2 separate regions of the Homo sapiens genome follow, and region 1 is linked to region 2. A link is an interaction called in ENCODE POLR2A ChIA-PET data of the cell type or tissue named here. Cell type or tissue: A673. All regions are shown on one strand. Links, peaks and the distances in the headings refer to the core of each region. The heading gives the core; the rest is flanking DNA. Region 1 has its middle 210 kb from the start of HACE1. Region 2 has its middle 880 kb from the start of HACE1.

What was found. ChIA-PET counts read pairs that join two places held together with the same protein. Peaks named below come from ENCODE experiments on the same cell type or tissue, not always from the same donor. Only the 100,000 strongest peaks of a DNase experiment are listed, where the experiment ranks them.
Region 1: POLR2A ChIA-PET joins it to region 2 with 9 read pairs; 1 of 35 experiments calls an interaction of 5 or more read pairs at or near these places.

What each region holds. Positions count from the first base shown.
Region 1 is chr6:104,649,570-104,657,917 of GRCh38, forward strand. No RefSeq gene overlaps it. Among named protein-coding and RNA genes, the nearest start is that of HACE1, 210 kb to the right of the region's middle. In A673, for the core only: no CTCF peak of the experiment used is centred there; a DNase peak (open chromatin) is centred at 4,402; H3K4me3 peaks cover 398 bases; H3K27ac peaks cover 2,615 bases.
Region 2 is chr6:103,979,782-103,988,129 of GRCh38, forward strand. No RefSeq gene overlaps it. Among named protein-coding and RNA genes, the nearest start is that of HACE1, 880 kb to the right of the region's middle. In A673, for the core only: no CTCF peak of the experiment used is centred there; DNase peaks (open chromatin) are centred at 3,110 and 3,380; H3K4me3 peaks cover 536 bases.

The sequences.
Region 1 (8,348 bases), core at 19-8,018, 670 kb after region 2:
TTGCACCACTGCACTCCAGCCTTGGCAACAGAGCAAAACCTTGTCTCTAAAAATTTTTTTTAATTTAATATTTTTTTTAAATCAGTGTCTCATCACAGTGATAAAGAAAACTCACATCAGCTACCTATACTGATCAGCTTTGCTCTTTATCCATAAATCTGAACGATCAAGCATTAATAGTGTCTGTGGAGCATCAACAATCCAAAAGAAAAGGACCAACATGAGCAAGGAAAACAATTTACCCAATATGAAAGAAGACTACTTAACATTCCCAGTGATATTTGAGATGATAGATGATATCACACCCTCCAAAAAACTAAGGAAACAGAAAACTAAGTGTTCTTGGAAAGTAAAAATATGTTTAATAAATACATACATATTACATAATCAAAACAAAAAGATATCAAAAATATGAAAGAAAAGTTGAAACACAGGAGATAAATCCTCAAGAACACACATTCATCAAATAAAAGTTCTGAAAAGAAAGACCAAAAAAAGAAATGGAGATGAAATAATCAAATAAATGACTGAAGAATATCTCCCAGAACTGAAGAAAGATCTCGGTCGTCATACTGAGAGCCCCAGGGAGAACCACACAGAAGACACGAACAAATCCTTGTGAAATTAAAAATTCCAAAGACAAGCAAAAGTTCCAAAAGGCCTTCCTTGGGGTAAAACAAGCCAACAAAAAACAGGTTTCTTACACAGGAATGAGAACCACAGTGGCATCAGATCCATTTTCTATTGCACTCAACACTAGAAGATAGCCAGCAACAGCCTCAAATTTGGAGGAATTAATTTTAAATCTGAAATCCAATACTAAGGAATCCTACCAAATGTGGGGGGAAGACAGAGATATTTTCAGACATAAAACAACTGAGAAAGCTTATTTCCCCTGTACCCTCATATGTACCTAATATGGTTAGCGTACATTAAAGAAATATTGTGATTAAGCAGCTAGATACCCTTAAGATATGATATCTTTCTCATGTTAAAAAAAAAAGAAAGAAAAGAAAAAGAATTAGAAATAGCAGGAGAAAAAAATGTAGAAAAATTTGTTGACCAAAGAAACAGTGGCATGATTTTCAAAAATTGATTCGATTTTTAAAAATTAAAATCTACTTGGGTTTTATACTTAGAATGGTTTTTTTTGAATGACACAAGCTTTGCCACATTAAGATTTTATCTTCTCTACAGGTTCAATCATACAATTTGGTACTGCAGAGAATATTTATATAATCATAACATTATAAAAATTCTTTATTGATTTTCCATTTTCAGAATCAACCTATAAAAGAGAGAAGACATAAATAGAATTACCAGACAGAATATAAATCTGACATACCTTGACAATAGAAAAGTAATAACATAGCTAATGATAGTTGGGAGTTGGTTGTAGGGGAAGGGGAATTGGAAAGAAGAATAGAAGTGCTAATTTCCTCTGAGTATAGTGGGGAGAGAGGCTTTTGCCTAATGTTTGACACAGAAATAGGTAAGACAGACAAAGAAATATGTAAATAATTAAAAGCTACAAAAGTAATCAATTGAAAAGCTAAAATATAATAGCCCAAATGGGTATGGATATGTATAAGCAGGTGACATTCACCAATTTTTATGGCATGAAGTCAACTGACACTAGCCATAAAAACTCTTGATGTTTAAAGTTGACAAATGATCTCAATGAATGTTGGCACAGACTTTGCATAAAAATTAATCTTAAAACACGTTTTAGTGGCTTCCTCTGGGAAGTGAGGTTAAGTTTGTAAGGCAACAAAGTCTTTTCATTTTTATTTTATTCACATTCATACTGCCTGAATTTTTACTTCAATGTTTGTATGCATTTTTAGAATTTAAAAAGAAATGTGCTTCTTGTATAGGTGGGCTGCTTCATAAATTCTAATCAAGATATTTATGTAAGTATTCTTATTATTAATTATAACAGTAACAATGAATAATGGCTACATTTTACTGAGGGCTTTTTATGTGCTAAAGGCTTATTGAGCACTCCCATTGAATTGTCACAACGATTATGATGTAGATACTATTATCTCCTACATTTTATGCATGAGGACATTGAGACTTAGAGATTAAGTAATTTCCTAAGGTAACATAGTTAGTAAGAAGTAGGGACACTAAGGCCCAAACCTAGGTCTGTCTGACTCCAAAGGTCATGTTCACAACCACCAAACTCTACTGCCTGTTCTATCCTGTGATTTTGAACCTGCATTATGAAGACTCTTGTCTCCATCGACTATGTCAGCTCTGACAGATCTTTAGTTGAATTCACAGGTAGCTCCTTTGACCAAAGACAATTTCGAAGACAGGCCATATATATTTATATACATATCAGTTGCACTAAATGCTAGAAGATAGCAAAACAATGGCCTCAAATTCAGAGAGAAGGCCAGGCGTGGTGGCTCGTATCTGTAATCCCAGCAGTTTGGGAGGCCAGGTGGGTAGATCACCTGAGCTCAGGAGTTCGAGACCAGCCTGGCCAACATGGTGAAACCTCGTCTCTACTCAAAATACAAAAATTAGCCTGGCATGGTAACATGCACCTGTAATCCAAGCTACTCGGGAGGCTGAGGCAGGAGAATCGCTTGAACTTGGTAGGCTGAGGTTGCAGTGAGCAGAGATTGCGCCACTGAGCTCCAGTCTGGGCAATGAAGCAAGACTCCATCTCAAAAAAAACAAAACAAAACAAAACAAAACCTGCATGAAGTTTATGCCAGAAAGGGGGGAAATGGGGCTGTCTACACAATTGGGTCTCTCAAGTTGAAAAAAAAAAATCTGTCATTACTCTTTTAGGAAGTTCACAATTAGGAAAACAAAGATTAGCACTCATTTCTTCATGTAGCAAGTTACTAAGTGTCTACTTTTGGCAAATATGAATGGATTCTGATAATTCTGTCATTCAGCAAGTGTTTAGACAATACAACTGAATCACACTGCTTAGCACTGGGGATAAGAAGGCTGACACAGACTCTGCCTTTCAGGAGCTCACCATAAGCTAAGGTGTAGTTTGAGGGGTGCTTTAAACCCCAATCTCAACTAACCCCATACCTACCCTCTCTAGCATTATTTTGATTTTTCATAATTATTTTAGCATTGGGAAAACAAAACTTCAAGCCTGTACACACCCCTCCCCTTCAAATGGATTGCTGTCCCAAGCCCATCCTATATAAAAATTCAGAAACTATCATTAGAGCTTAGAGTTTGGTGGGGATGGAAAAGCAATTAAGCAAAATTATGTAATTCATTATACATGAGTGGGCAGTGAAGTCAAGAGTTCTATCAGATTATTTATGTTATTGTTATATTAAGTGGAAGAACAAGAAGTATGGGCCAAGCCATGCAATACAGTTTCAAAGTAAAGGGTAAAAAGCATCAGTCACATTTCTTGTCTTCAATATATTTTGATAAGTAATGAGCTATATTTTTACACTTCAGAAGTATTAAAAATTTCCACATTTCTCATATAAGTATGTACACCAAAATCTCTTTTGGAAATAAATATTTCTATTTACCAACTTCAAACGAGCCTCAGGATAGTATGTATTATTAAGATAAGACCAAACACATCATTTTTTCTAAATCCTTTTCATAAACTCCATGGCCAGATATTTTGCAGAAGGCTTTGCAGCTTAAAATAGAAAATATCTTCTAGAGACAACTACAGAAAGATTTTGAGATGAACAAGGTTAACCGCTCTTTTGTGGGTCATAGCACTGATGTGCTTCAGCCTCAGAGCACAGCTGAACTTTTAAAAATCACTGACTGAATCAGTTCCAATTTCTTTCTTTCCATCAGTGTCTTTAAGCTGAGTTCATTTGAGAACATTAACTTGTAGGCCCATATGGCCAATTCATTTGATAGTTCTTCCTAATTCCTTCATACCAAATATTTGTTTTGTTAGAGATGAGAAAAATGAAGTTACCCATAATAGAAGGGACACTACTAACCCAAAATCCATTCTCTCTTCCCCCTTGCTAAGAGTGCCTGTGCTGTTTGGATGTCCCCCCTCTTCTATATATCCCGGTGCTCAGGAGATGGGGGGCACACTTCCCACGCCCTGATTTCCTGTTCCTACTGCCAAGGATTTGTTCGGATGTGGGCATGGAATTTAATTCTGGATACTGTGTAGGAGATATAAGAAAGGCTCTTCTTATCAACAGAAAAAAAAAAAAGGATAATTGAAGATAAATATCCTCTGGTGCTGGATGTCATTGTGCCCATGACGATTCCCAGAGCTGTGGCAGCCATCTTGCAACCATGTGGGGAAACTAAGTCAACAAGTCTAGGATAGCAAAACAGAAAAATGCAAAGAATTTAGGGGTCTGCTAGTAATGAGCAACTGAATCAATCTGGGGCTGTTCCACATTCAGACTTCCTGTTGTGTTCGATAATAAATCTTCCTCATTGCTGAAGTTATTCTGAGTCAGGGCTTCCTGTCACTAAGCTAAACTCATCCAAACTGATACATATAGATTAGTTCTCTCTGTTACCCCTTTCTTCTTCTACCCAACCAACATTTTAAATATTCTTAACATAATTTCATTGTCACTGACTTTTTTTAATAGATAGAGGTTAGCTTTCCTCGGTGGTAGATGTAAATTTATCTTCATGTTTTACATTTTACCTTGGGAATCTACTATAAGAAAGTGTCCTTATCAAAGATACTTGGTTACTATACCTATAGGGAACAAATTATATTTTTAAGGCCATAGAAAAATCAGTATGAGACTATAGTGTTTTATGATAGCCAAACACGTTCATTTTAACCAAAGATCCTTTTTCCCTATTTAAAATAAAGAGAAAGAAAAAAATGAGTTATAGGTGGAAGCTTTCTAATTCTTATCTCAATTTTTTTTCATAAACTTTCATTACAGCAACTCCTTGAAGCCTGACTGTTTGGCTTTCACAGCTTAATTTCTTAGCTTTGAGTTAACATTATTCCCTTAATCTCACTAATCCCCTAAGGAAGATGAACATAATGGTGAACTTCATATAAAAACATTCTATTAAATTTTCAAATGATTAAATTGTATACATAAAAATAAATAGGAATGACATTGAATTTATATAACTTCCTGCCAAAATTTCTAAATTTTATGCCATCTTTTCATCAATACCACTTCTGAATGTCTCTCTGTGTGAACTTTATCAAGACAAATGTCAGAATTCATAAAATCAACTAGAGTAATTGAAAGGCCTGTGTTAATTACAAATCATAACACAAGTCAAGGTTAATTACAATTAGACTTTATATATTTTGCTTGAGAACGCTAGGCTTATTTAGGCTGGATCATATTAAAATAAAAATGAAATGCTTATGTATGAAATATATAACAGTATATTATAGTTGCAGGGGGTTTAGGGGGCACCACTACCTAACACTATTTAAACATTACATATTCATCTCAAAAGTAACAAAAATAAGCAGTTCGAATATAAATTATTCTAAGGACTTTTTTGCTCTTAAATGAAAAAGTAAGGGCAATAATCTCTTAAGCATCCCTGGGCAATAGCTATTTTTAAAAATTCGAACTGCGAAAAAGCTGAGATGTCAACATTCATTTCTGAAGTTTAGAGCCAATTTTGTCACACAAGTGCCTTACTGATTTTTTTGTCCCTGTGTTATGCTCTAAGGGGAGTTCTCCAGAACAAAACCTTAAGTTAAGTTCAAAAGCAAATTATTCAGAACCCACCCTCTCATGTTTTTAGTGTCTTTCTAGCTCCTTGTAATGAAGAATTTGGGAGATGAGATTAGGACTTTTAGAGATAACTATGAAGATATGATAAAGAACAGTCTTACACAGGCTAGAAAGTGGGCATGAGATCTCTAAAGTACAAAATTAGCAGACAGCCTAATATGAAACTGAATGGAGCTATTCCTTAAGTTAAAAAAGAAACTATTTTCTTTAAGGACAATTTGAATGAATTTTGATAACTGTACTTCAGCTATGCAAAATGTAAACATCTGGAGGATCCAGGTGGAGGGTACCTAAACAGTAATAAAAAACAGAAAAAGCCCAGGACCAGATAGATTCACAGCCAAATTCTACCAGATGTATAAGGAAGAGCTGGTATCATTCCTATTGAAACTATTTCAAAAAACTGAGGAGGAGGCACTCCTTCCTAACTCACTATATGAGGCCAGCATCATCCTGATACCAAAATCTGGCAGAGACACAACAAAACAAGAAAACTTCAGGCCAACATCCTTGACGAACAGCAATGCAAAAATTCTCAACAAAATAGCAAACTGGCTAGGCACAGTAGCTCATGCCTGTAATCCCAGCACTTTGGGAGGCCAAGGCAGGAGGATTGCTTGAGCCCAGGATTTTGAGACCAGCCTGTGCAACATGGCTAAACACCGTCTTTACAAAAAATAGAAAAATTAGCTGGGTGTGATGGTGTGTGCCGGTAGTCCCAGCTACTCAGGAGGCCGAGAGAGAAAGATTGCCTGAGCCTGGGGTGAGCCATGATCATACCACTGCACTCCAGCTTGGGTGACAGAGTGAGACCCTGTCCCCAAAAAACAAAACAACAACAAAAAATACTAGCAAACCAAGTTCAGCAGAACAGCTACTTTGCCAGAACGTGACCAGACTGCTTCTCTAAGTGGGACCCGGGTTCATTTCTCCTCACTGAGCAGGACCTCCCAGCCCTGACCTCCAGCCACTGCCCCACCTGTATTCTATAGACAGAGCTCTGATCTCTCCCTGGGAGGAGTGCAGGAGGAGGAGCAGGCTGCTACCTTGGTTGTTTGGAGGACTCAGCCTTCCCAGTCTGCAGGATTTGGAGAGTCCAAGCCAACAGAGGCAGAGGCAGTTCCCCAGCATGACACAGCTGTTTTGTTAAGGTGTGGCCAGACTGCTTCTTTGAGTGGGTCTCCGATGACTCCTCCTCACAGAGCAGGTCCTCCCAATCAGGGCCTCCAGCCACTTCCACCCATGTTCTATGGCCACCAGAGGTCTAATTTCTCCCTGGGATGGAGTGCCCGGAAAGCAGGGCAGGCCACTACCTTAGCTGTTTGAGCACCTCAGCCAGTCCAACCTGTGGGCCTTGGAGAACCCAAACTGATCAAGGGCTGAACAGACCCTGAAAACAGCACATTTGCTCTATCTAAAAGCAGCCAGACTGCTTCTTTGGGCAGGTCCCTAATCCAGTTCCTCCTGACTGGATGAGATCTCCCAAGGTCTCCAGATACCTCCTACAGGTGTGTGGGCCAGCAACAGGTCAGTACCCCCCTGGGACAGAGCTTCCAGAGGAAGTGGCAGGCTGCCATATTTGCTGTTTCACAGCCTTCGCTGGTGATACCTCCAGGTATGGGAAAAGACAAGGTGACTACAGTCTGGAGCGGACCCCCAGCAAACCACAGCAGCCCTACAGAAGAGTGGCCAGACTGTTAAAAGAAAAGCAAACAAACAGAAAACAACAACAAAACACACACACACACAAAAAAAACTCCATCCAAAGGTCAGCAACTTCAAAGATCAAAACTAGATGATAAGGCCGCAAAAGAATCAACTCAAAAACTTGAAAACTCAAAAAGCCAGAGTGCCCCCTTTCCCCCAAATGACTGCAATACCTCTCCAGCAAGGGCTCAGAACTAGGCTGAAATGACAGAAGTAGGCTTCGAAATGTGGACAAAAATGAACTTTTCTGAGCTAAAGGAACACGTTGTAACCCAATGCAAAGAAGCTAAGAATTATGATAAATAATGCAGGAGCTGACAGCCAAATGCCAGTTTAGATAGGAAAAGAACTGACCTGATAGATCTGAAAAACACACAAGAACTTTTCAATGCAATCACAAGTATTAATAGCAGAATAGACCAAGCAGAGGAAAGAACCTCAGAGCTTGAAGACTATCTTTCTGAAATAAGACAGGCAGACAACTATAGGCAAAAAAGAATGAAAAGAGGCCGGGCGTTGTGGCTCACACCTGTAATCCCAGCACTTTGGGAGGCCGAGGTGGGTGGATCACAAGGTCAGGAGATCGAGAACATCCTGGCTAACACGATGAAACCCCATCTCTACTAAAAATACAAAAAAATTAGCCAGGCATGGTGGCAGGCACCTGTAGTCCCAGCTACTCGGGAGGCTGAGGCAGGAGAATGGCGGGAACCCAGGAGGCAGAGCTTGCAGTCAGCCGAGATTGTGCCACTGCACTCCAGCCTGGGTGACAGAGCAAGATTTCAGCCTGGGCGACAGAGCGAGACTTCAGCCTGGGCGACAGAGCGACACTCCATCTCAAAAAAAAAAAAAAAAAAAAAAGAATGAAAAGAAATGAACAAAACCTCCAAGAAATATGGGATCATGTAAAGAGACTGAATCTATGAC
Region 2 (8,348 bases), core at 52-8,051:
TTCAGAGCACTTGTATTCAACCATGTAAAGAAATGCTCTTATAACTTGTCAAATTTTCAATAATGGCTTCTTCAGGTAATAAAACTATTCATGTAAACACCAGGATGTGTTTTGTGTTACTTCCTGGGAAACAACTTAATACTGGAGGAAACAGGAAGAAAATTAAATAACTTCATTCTAATAATTTACCTATCATCAAGGTCACAGAAATAATTAAGCACATTGACAAATATTATGCTTTTTTGTTTCCTTATACACTATATTTGCATACTCCTAATTCAAAGAAGTATGAGGGATGAGGTTATTGTTGAAATGAATTGACATTCTTACAAACAAGGTAACACACAGGTCTTTAAAGAGAAAATATTAGATTAGAGTAAAATTAGATTTGCATTAGATTAAAATTAGCTCTATTAGTATTAATAAATATTAATATAAAAGTGTACAAAATATAATTAAGCCTCCTTACCCTAGTATTGACATGCATGTCCATTCGGATGAGAAATGGTGTTAATGCTGAGGTTTGAGAATAACACTGACTGTTCTTCTGAAGTTAATTTAATTTAGTCATGGACAGAAACATGGATTACTATGACACTTGACCTATAATATCAAAAACTTAAAAATGAAAAGAAACCCAGGCATGAAATAGCAAACCTGCTCAAATTTTTCAAGTAGAGCATAACTACAAGGGTCCTGATTTATTCATTTTTCTACATGAAGGAAAACTGCCTTGAGAAAAAATATATGTTCTCATTTTAACACTTCTGAAAATAACACCGTTGTTCTCGATTGGAAGCTAATTTTGAATTGTAATGGCAATTACTAAAGTGAACTAGAAAAAGAAATATGGATAACATCGTTTCCATGGTTACAACCAATTGTGTTGTCTGATTGAGGTTCCCAAATGTAGGTTTTGTAACCAGCTGCACCGGAACCACCTGAAGCACTTGTTAAAAGCACCAATTCCTGAGTTCTATTTATTAAAAAAGAACCCAAAGTACTGTTCAAAAAGCTCCACAGATAATTATTATCTTCACCTAGTTTTTAGCACTATTGAGCACATTCCAATATTTCTTCCCTCCATTTGCTCATCTGTAAAGTACTCAAGGGAATAATTACTAATAAATATTTTACAGTCAATAGAAAGAAATCAAGTGAGATTACATATAAAATTGATGATCATAACTGCAATACTGAACAACAGCCTAGATCCATACATCCATAGCAGGGTCATTGCAGGGGGACAGGATGTAAAAGCTATGCTAATCATGGGATTACTTTGACTGTGAGGTCAAAGTAATGAAAGGGGTCTCCTTTTGGAAAGCATATATGTACCTTGGTTACAGCTAGTGAAAATGTGGGCTGGAAAAAGGAGCCAGCAAGAAACACGCAGAAAGTTTTGAGAGAAAAGAGACACGGGGAAAATGAGCTGATCCCTTCCAACACGGAAATACTAAGGTAATGTTCCTTTTTCTCTGGTAGAAGCCACTGAAATACAGAGTTGGAAATACTGGGGAGCAAGAGTGCAAATTTGTATAATACATCCAAAAGATAGTTGTAAAAACCCTGGAGGACTCAAGATTATCATAAGAGGAATGACGAGAGGGAAGAAAAGGGAGTATTTTCAACAGAAGCTATATGGCAGTCCAAAACATTTAATTGAAGCATTCAAAAGTAGATGTGTCTGTGTTTTACAATTTGAGCTGGGGAGTGGAACACAATGTTTAAATTAGTTCCTTTTCCAATTACATAGATTTCATTATTCTATATTGTCATAGTAACTCTCGCCTATATCAACAATACACACCATGTGATATGGTTTGGATGTGTCCCCACCCAAATCTCATCTTGAATTCCCACATGTTGTGGGAGGGACCCGGTGGGAGGTGATCAAATTATGGGGGTGGGTCTTTCCTGCACTGTTTTCGTGATAGTGAATAACTCTCATGAGATCTGATGGCTTTATAAGACAGAGTTTCCCTGAACAAGTTTTTTTTTTTTTTTTTTTTTTGCCTTCTGCCATCCATGTAAGATGTGACTTACTCCTCTTTGCCTTCCACCATGATTGTGAGGCCTCCTCAGCCATGTGGAACTGTAAGTCCAATTAAATCTTTCTTTTGTAAATTGCCTGGTCTCGGGTATGTCTTTATCAGCAGCATAAAAACGAACTAATACACCTTGTCAGCAAAAGTGCCAGCCAGCCCTTCTGTTGGTCTGGTCGATTATTTGTCATGTCACTCTGAGCCTTTCTGTACATGAAGGTCCCTTTGACGTCAGCAACAAATTGAGGCTTATAATTAATAGGATCCCAGATCAGGAGGCTCAGGAAAACTTTAGGGGATGGGACACAACATTATTGCTCATCTAGAAATTTCCTTAAGGCTAGATATCAAAGGAAATGGTGTGTCTTCTTCTTATGTCACACCAGAAAGTACAGAGAATATACCTTTAGGGAAAGTCATAGGTGACAGTGGAACAAAAGAATGGCTTCTCTCTGCTCTTTTTGTACAACATGATTTCTTGCAAACAGAAGAAAAATACTGGCCCATGAATTTGTAGCTTGTAAAAGTTTCTATAAAGTGATGAACTCTGAAAAGTATAAGATTTTTGCTTGCTTTATAAATCTGCAATACCATCTTAGTATCTGTATTTTTTTCTCCTATCACTGGCTAATACGCTGCCATTTGATACTTAAGCTGGAGATGCACTCCTTGTAACCATCTACTTTTCATAAGAAATCATTAGAGATGTAATGTAAAAATCTACCTTGATTACAAACATGCACATTTTCCATGCTGCTAATATAAAATAAATGTCATACATCTGACCAGCTTTTCTTGCCAAAAGAGTTGATATTAAGGAGTCATTAAGAAAACCTAAATCATGAACCATTATTCATTCAACAGTCAAAAAAAAAAAGCGTCTGTGTCTTAGATGCTATTAACGCATGCTGAATGCCAGTTATAATGATCCCATTAAATCAGATGTGATGAATAGTTCATGATGTCTGACTTTACGTTATTTCTGGAACTTCCGTTTATATTCTTTCTGGAAATAATGGTCCAAGGCCTTATCTGCCTGGGGGCTTTACTGCTTTTTTTTTTTTTTTTTTTTTTTTTTGATTCTAGCTCCAGGGAGCTATATTTTTCTATCCAGACACTGAAGACAGAAAGGTCATCTCAAAAAACAGTGTTAAGAGGCCACTGTTTTTTGCCTTCTTAAACCAGAGGTGGAAAATGAACAAGAGATCTTTCTGAGCGCAAAAAGATATAACCTAAAAGCCTTTCAGCACCCGTCCCATATTTCATTCATTATGTTCATTGTTCTGGCGGCAAACATTTCCTGTTCTACTCTCATTGTAATCCTTCCATCTCCAGTAGTTTGTCTGGGGGATGTAGTTACTGTGCAGTATCAAAAGCAGTCAATTAAGATGATTTTTAAGAGCTATCTCGTGAAGCAGGAACTCTTTGTTTAGTGCTGTCAACCCAATAACAAATGAAGATTAAATAGTGGTTCATCTGGGCAGGATGGCGTGAGGCATGGAATTCTTTATTTAACAAGTAGGCTTTCCACAGTACCTACCTTGTCAGGGATTGCTGCTGAGTCTACCAGAACTCAGGAGGCCCAGATAAACAGAAACTATGTTTGAGGACAAGAGGAGAAGAACTAAGGAATTTTATGCATGCTAACAGAGATCGAGAAAGTATTTCTCATTAGTTTGGCATGCATATAGAGAGACTTCTAAGAAAATGAATGATGCCAAAGAGGTTATAGTGATTAGAATGAAACTGGAGCCCTAACCAGAAGGAAGCAAAGACACTAGCATGAATTTCCAAGGAACTATATATATAAGAAATATGCCAGCATTCTTTTGATAGGTAACAAATTATTGGGAAATGAAAAGACTCCAAGAGAAAAAAAAAAGGGGAGGGTAGGGGGAAGAAGAGAAACACTACAAGGAGAGACAAAATAGGCAATGAAAATATTTGGGAGGGGATTTAATCAGTAACCAAAAGTCAAAATGTAAAACTTGCCCCATCTCTTTTTTGATACCTGGTGCACACACAGAAAAATGTTACCTGTGTTATCCTAAATGTAAACTAGGCCTAAAGTATTAGTGCAATAATCCCCTCTTATCTACAGGGATCCAAGATCCCCAGTGGATCCCTGAAACCTCAGATAGCACCAAACGCTATATATGCTATGTTTTTTCTATCTGATGATGGAGATGACAACTAAGTGACTAACGCGGGCAGGTCATACATACAGTGTGAGCAGGCTGGACAAAGGAATGATTCACTTCCCGCGCAAGATTGCATGAGATTTCATCTCGCTACTCAGAAGGTCATGCAATTTAAAAGTTTTGACATTCACAGTGACACCTGGAAAAAGAACCATGGGTCACTTTGCAAATATATGACAGTGGTAAGAGGTCCTAAATAGGTGAAAAGGATCAGACAGACCTAGAATAAGTCAAGATTCAGGGTTTGGATCTCCATTGCCATGAAACAGATAGGCATCTTCCTAGCTGTTGTCCGGTTTCAGTTATTCATGAAACGCCTTCTCTCCTCCTTCTTTCCTAAAATGTATCATTTAAAATGCTGCTCTGTGTAGTAAGAAGATAAGAGTTTGATGAGATAAAGTTGCAACAGCTAAAAAAGAAGTTTAGTTAATGGGAGCAGTTAACAGACTGTGCAAATTGTCTGTTAAGTGGCACTTTATGGTTCAGCAGAATCCATGAGAGTTCTATCTGGAATTTCTATCAGGCCCCATTCAGCAGGAGCTGGTTCCCTGGAACCCAGCATTAAAAAACAACAACAAAAAAAAATTGGTGTCTTGTCTATCTTCCTGGATAAACAATGACAGCTTCAACCCATTTGAGCTACCTTCCTGAACAATGCCATCAATTATCCCCAAGTGTGGATTAAAGGATATAGTTCTAGGGAGATAGGAAATAAACCCTCTAAAATGTTGTCTAAAACAAACAAACAAGCTTATAAATTGTTTATTTCTGGAATTTTCTTTTTAACATTTTAGACCAGGAATGAGCATGGGTAACTGAAACTGTGGAAAAAGAAACCTCAGATAAGAGTGAACTACTATAAGCAACAGTAATATTTATTGATGCAAAAGTAATCATTAATAAATAGATTTTGTACATAATGTGTTAATGAATGCATAGGAGAAGTTGATTGAATCAGGCTTTCTTATACCGTGAGAAAATCATAGACTCTTTGTGCTCAAAGAAACTTCGAAGTAACCTTGTCCAGCTACCACCTATGCATATGCTTGAATCAAGTTCCATGGGTCACAATTATCAACTGCTGACAAGATACCTAGATAAGAAAGTTACAGAGAATTCCTGTAACAATATTACCCAAAATAATAATTAGAGATTTGATGTATGTTAGTTACATTAAGGTCCTTTTGATGAACAATCCCTACCCAATCCTTATTGGAGAAATATAATTACAAACAAAATCTCCCAACCCAGAAATCCTCTCCACAAAGGCAGCAGAGAGAAAAAACACTTTTGTTATTGAATGAGCATTAAGCCAGAATGCGATATATGCATCACAGGCAATCCACTACATGATTACAAAGAAGAAAGAAATTCACCTTTTTATATAGTCAAGTACATACAACCCATTACATACAAGTGTTCAAGATAAATAATAACTGGTGCTCAAGTAAGAAGGCCTGACAGTGCCATTTGTGACACATAGTTTATGCTAACTTTACCTGGTAGTTGGGGTGACCATCTATGTTAGCTAATTGACTTTATCCAGAGGAAAAACAAACTTCTCATATCTTTATGACCTGGGTAGTTTTGCAACTTAGAGCAATGCACTCACAGAAGTTGGGATCCTATCCTCCCCCAGAAACTGAGACAGGAGTTACATTTCAAAGAGCTGGTTCCCAGGTCTACTGGGTCACAAAGCTGACAAAAGCCATCTTCAAAATGTTTTATATACATTTTCAAAGAGAGAGGAAAGTACTTACAACGTTTCTAAAGTAAATGCTCTGAGAAAAAGGAGGGGGTGGAAATCTTATTAAGCCTATTATTTGTAAATTTGTATTTGTCCCTCCACCCTCCAGGTGTCCTTCCACCCTCCTGCTTAACTTTCCTCAGATTACCTCCAAATCAGCCCAACTCTTCACCTGCTGATCTTCCAACCCTTCTTTCTAGAGTGTCTGGTGTTATCTGAAGTATGAGGCGGAGGATCTGTTAGGCTCTGAAATTGGAACCAAAATGTGTTTTGGAATATGCCTTTTAAAAATGGGTAAAGGATTCATTGCCTTCAGGATTTTCTCATTTTGCATTGCCAAGAAATCCCTCTACAGGTGTAACCATCTGCTAAAATTCTCTGTCCACTTCTTGACATATTTCTGATAATATCGCCTTCCTCACATCCTTCTAAAAGGATTCTCATTTTCTCCACACCCCATTTATCAGATCCAGCATTCTCCTGGATCCCCGTTGCCAATTTCCAGCCCATTCTTCTGAAAGCTTCCTTTAATAACTCATCCTCCTCTGGTCATCTATCCCACATTTTTCAACCATTTTGTTCACCATCCACTGACACCCAGTCATTTTTGCCACAATGGGAGGTAACAAAAATGGCTATGCTTATAAACTATTCACCACATATCATATATTCTGTATATCATAAATTCTTAAATTCTTTAGCAATTCTTTTCACTTATCTAACTTCTCAGGTGGCCACATTCTGCATCTTAATTTCTACCGCTAGAAAATTTACCAGTTATATTTCACTCTTCTTATCACAGTCCTTTACCCTACAACCTCTATTCTTTTGCGCTCTTGATTTCATCCTCCAGAATGATCTCCCAAATACAGATCAAACTTTATGCTTTAGTGTATGTACTCTGCTGGTGCTGCTGCAAAACTTTCCTTTAATCTTACTTCTGTCTATTCTTCTACTTAAGACAACTTTACTGAATCTCCATTTTCTGCAAGATAAATTTCAAGTTAGTTAACATAACCTTTTTGCATGTTAGCTTTGACTACCTCTTCCAACTTCATTTCCAGCCACTTCACCTACACTCTATTTATATCAGCATGCTTGTTCAAATATACCAATCACTTTAATTCCCCCATGCCATTATTTATGATTTTCTTCATGAATAGAAAATTCTTTTTCTCTTTTAAATCTCTTTTACATGATTTTTCCCCATTTTCTTTCAGTTCCCTGGTCAGGCCATTGGCCTGATCAGATCAGTTGATATTTCATGTGAACCTGAATCATGATATCTTCCATCTGTTCTCTTCTTCTCTATTCTCTTCCCATTCCAAAGCAATCATCCAAACACCCCAATTGGAATACATCAAACATTGCTTAACATTTATTGTCTTCATTTTATGAATAATATTAGTCTCTACAATCTAATGCCAACCAATTTTTCCAGCAATATTCATTTTACTTATATAAACATTTTTCAAATTAGTTTATGCATTGTTCTAGAGATATATCTCTCCCACCTCTAATTTGCTAATAATTTCTTATTCTATGTATTTCTAAAGCCAAAAGGTATTCTCCTTTAAACTTTTCTTGACCACTGTCATATAATGTGACTTATCCCTTCTGTAACTTATAATTTGATGTCTTACACCTCATACTTTGTTCTAGTGCTGTTTTGTACATCTAAGTACCATTTCATGATGAATAAATAATGTCTGAATTTCATTAAAAATGTAGTTTATTAAAAGTGTTTATATTCATCATTATGTTTCTGTTTATTCTATTGTTTTACATTGCTAACTAAGAGAAGTAAAGGTGTGCATGGATTATTGAGGGAGGTCATTTTGGAACAACCTTCCAGTGAGTAAGTATCAGAGCTGCAGTCAGACTATAAGAAGAAAAACTTCTAAGGAAAAGTATAGAGAAAAATGACAGTCTTAATTGGCCATCTGCAAATAACACGTTACGTTTTACAATGTAAAACTAATTTTCACCAGAATATACCAGTTTTAATTTATAGGTAACTTAATACTACTTTACTTATGAGATATTCATTAAGTAAATATGGCCTCTTGGATTTTAATCGTTGCTTTAGAAAGTCATGAAACTCAATGGTTGATATCACTATATAGTTATGCTATTTATCCTCACCTGGTCTTCTGCTTTTTCTCAAAAATTTATATGTTCAACCCGTTACTCCATAAAATTTCTACATCTTCCACTCATAACCAAAGCGCCCCAGTTTCTTGTGTTATACCCCAATGACTTCATCGCTATGATTTCCTTTCAGTCTCAAAGGAAGAATAGTTCTTTTCTTTTCCTAAGCTAAGCAAATTTGTTCTTTGGTTGCATTTCTTATTA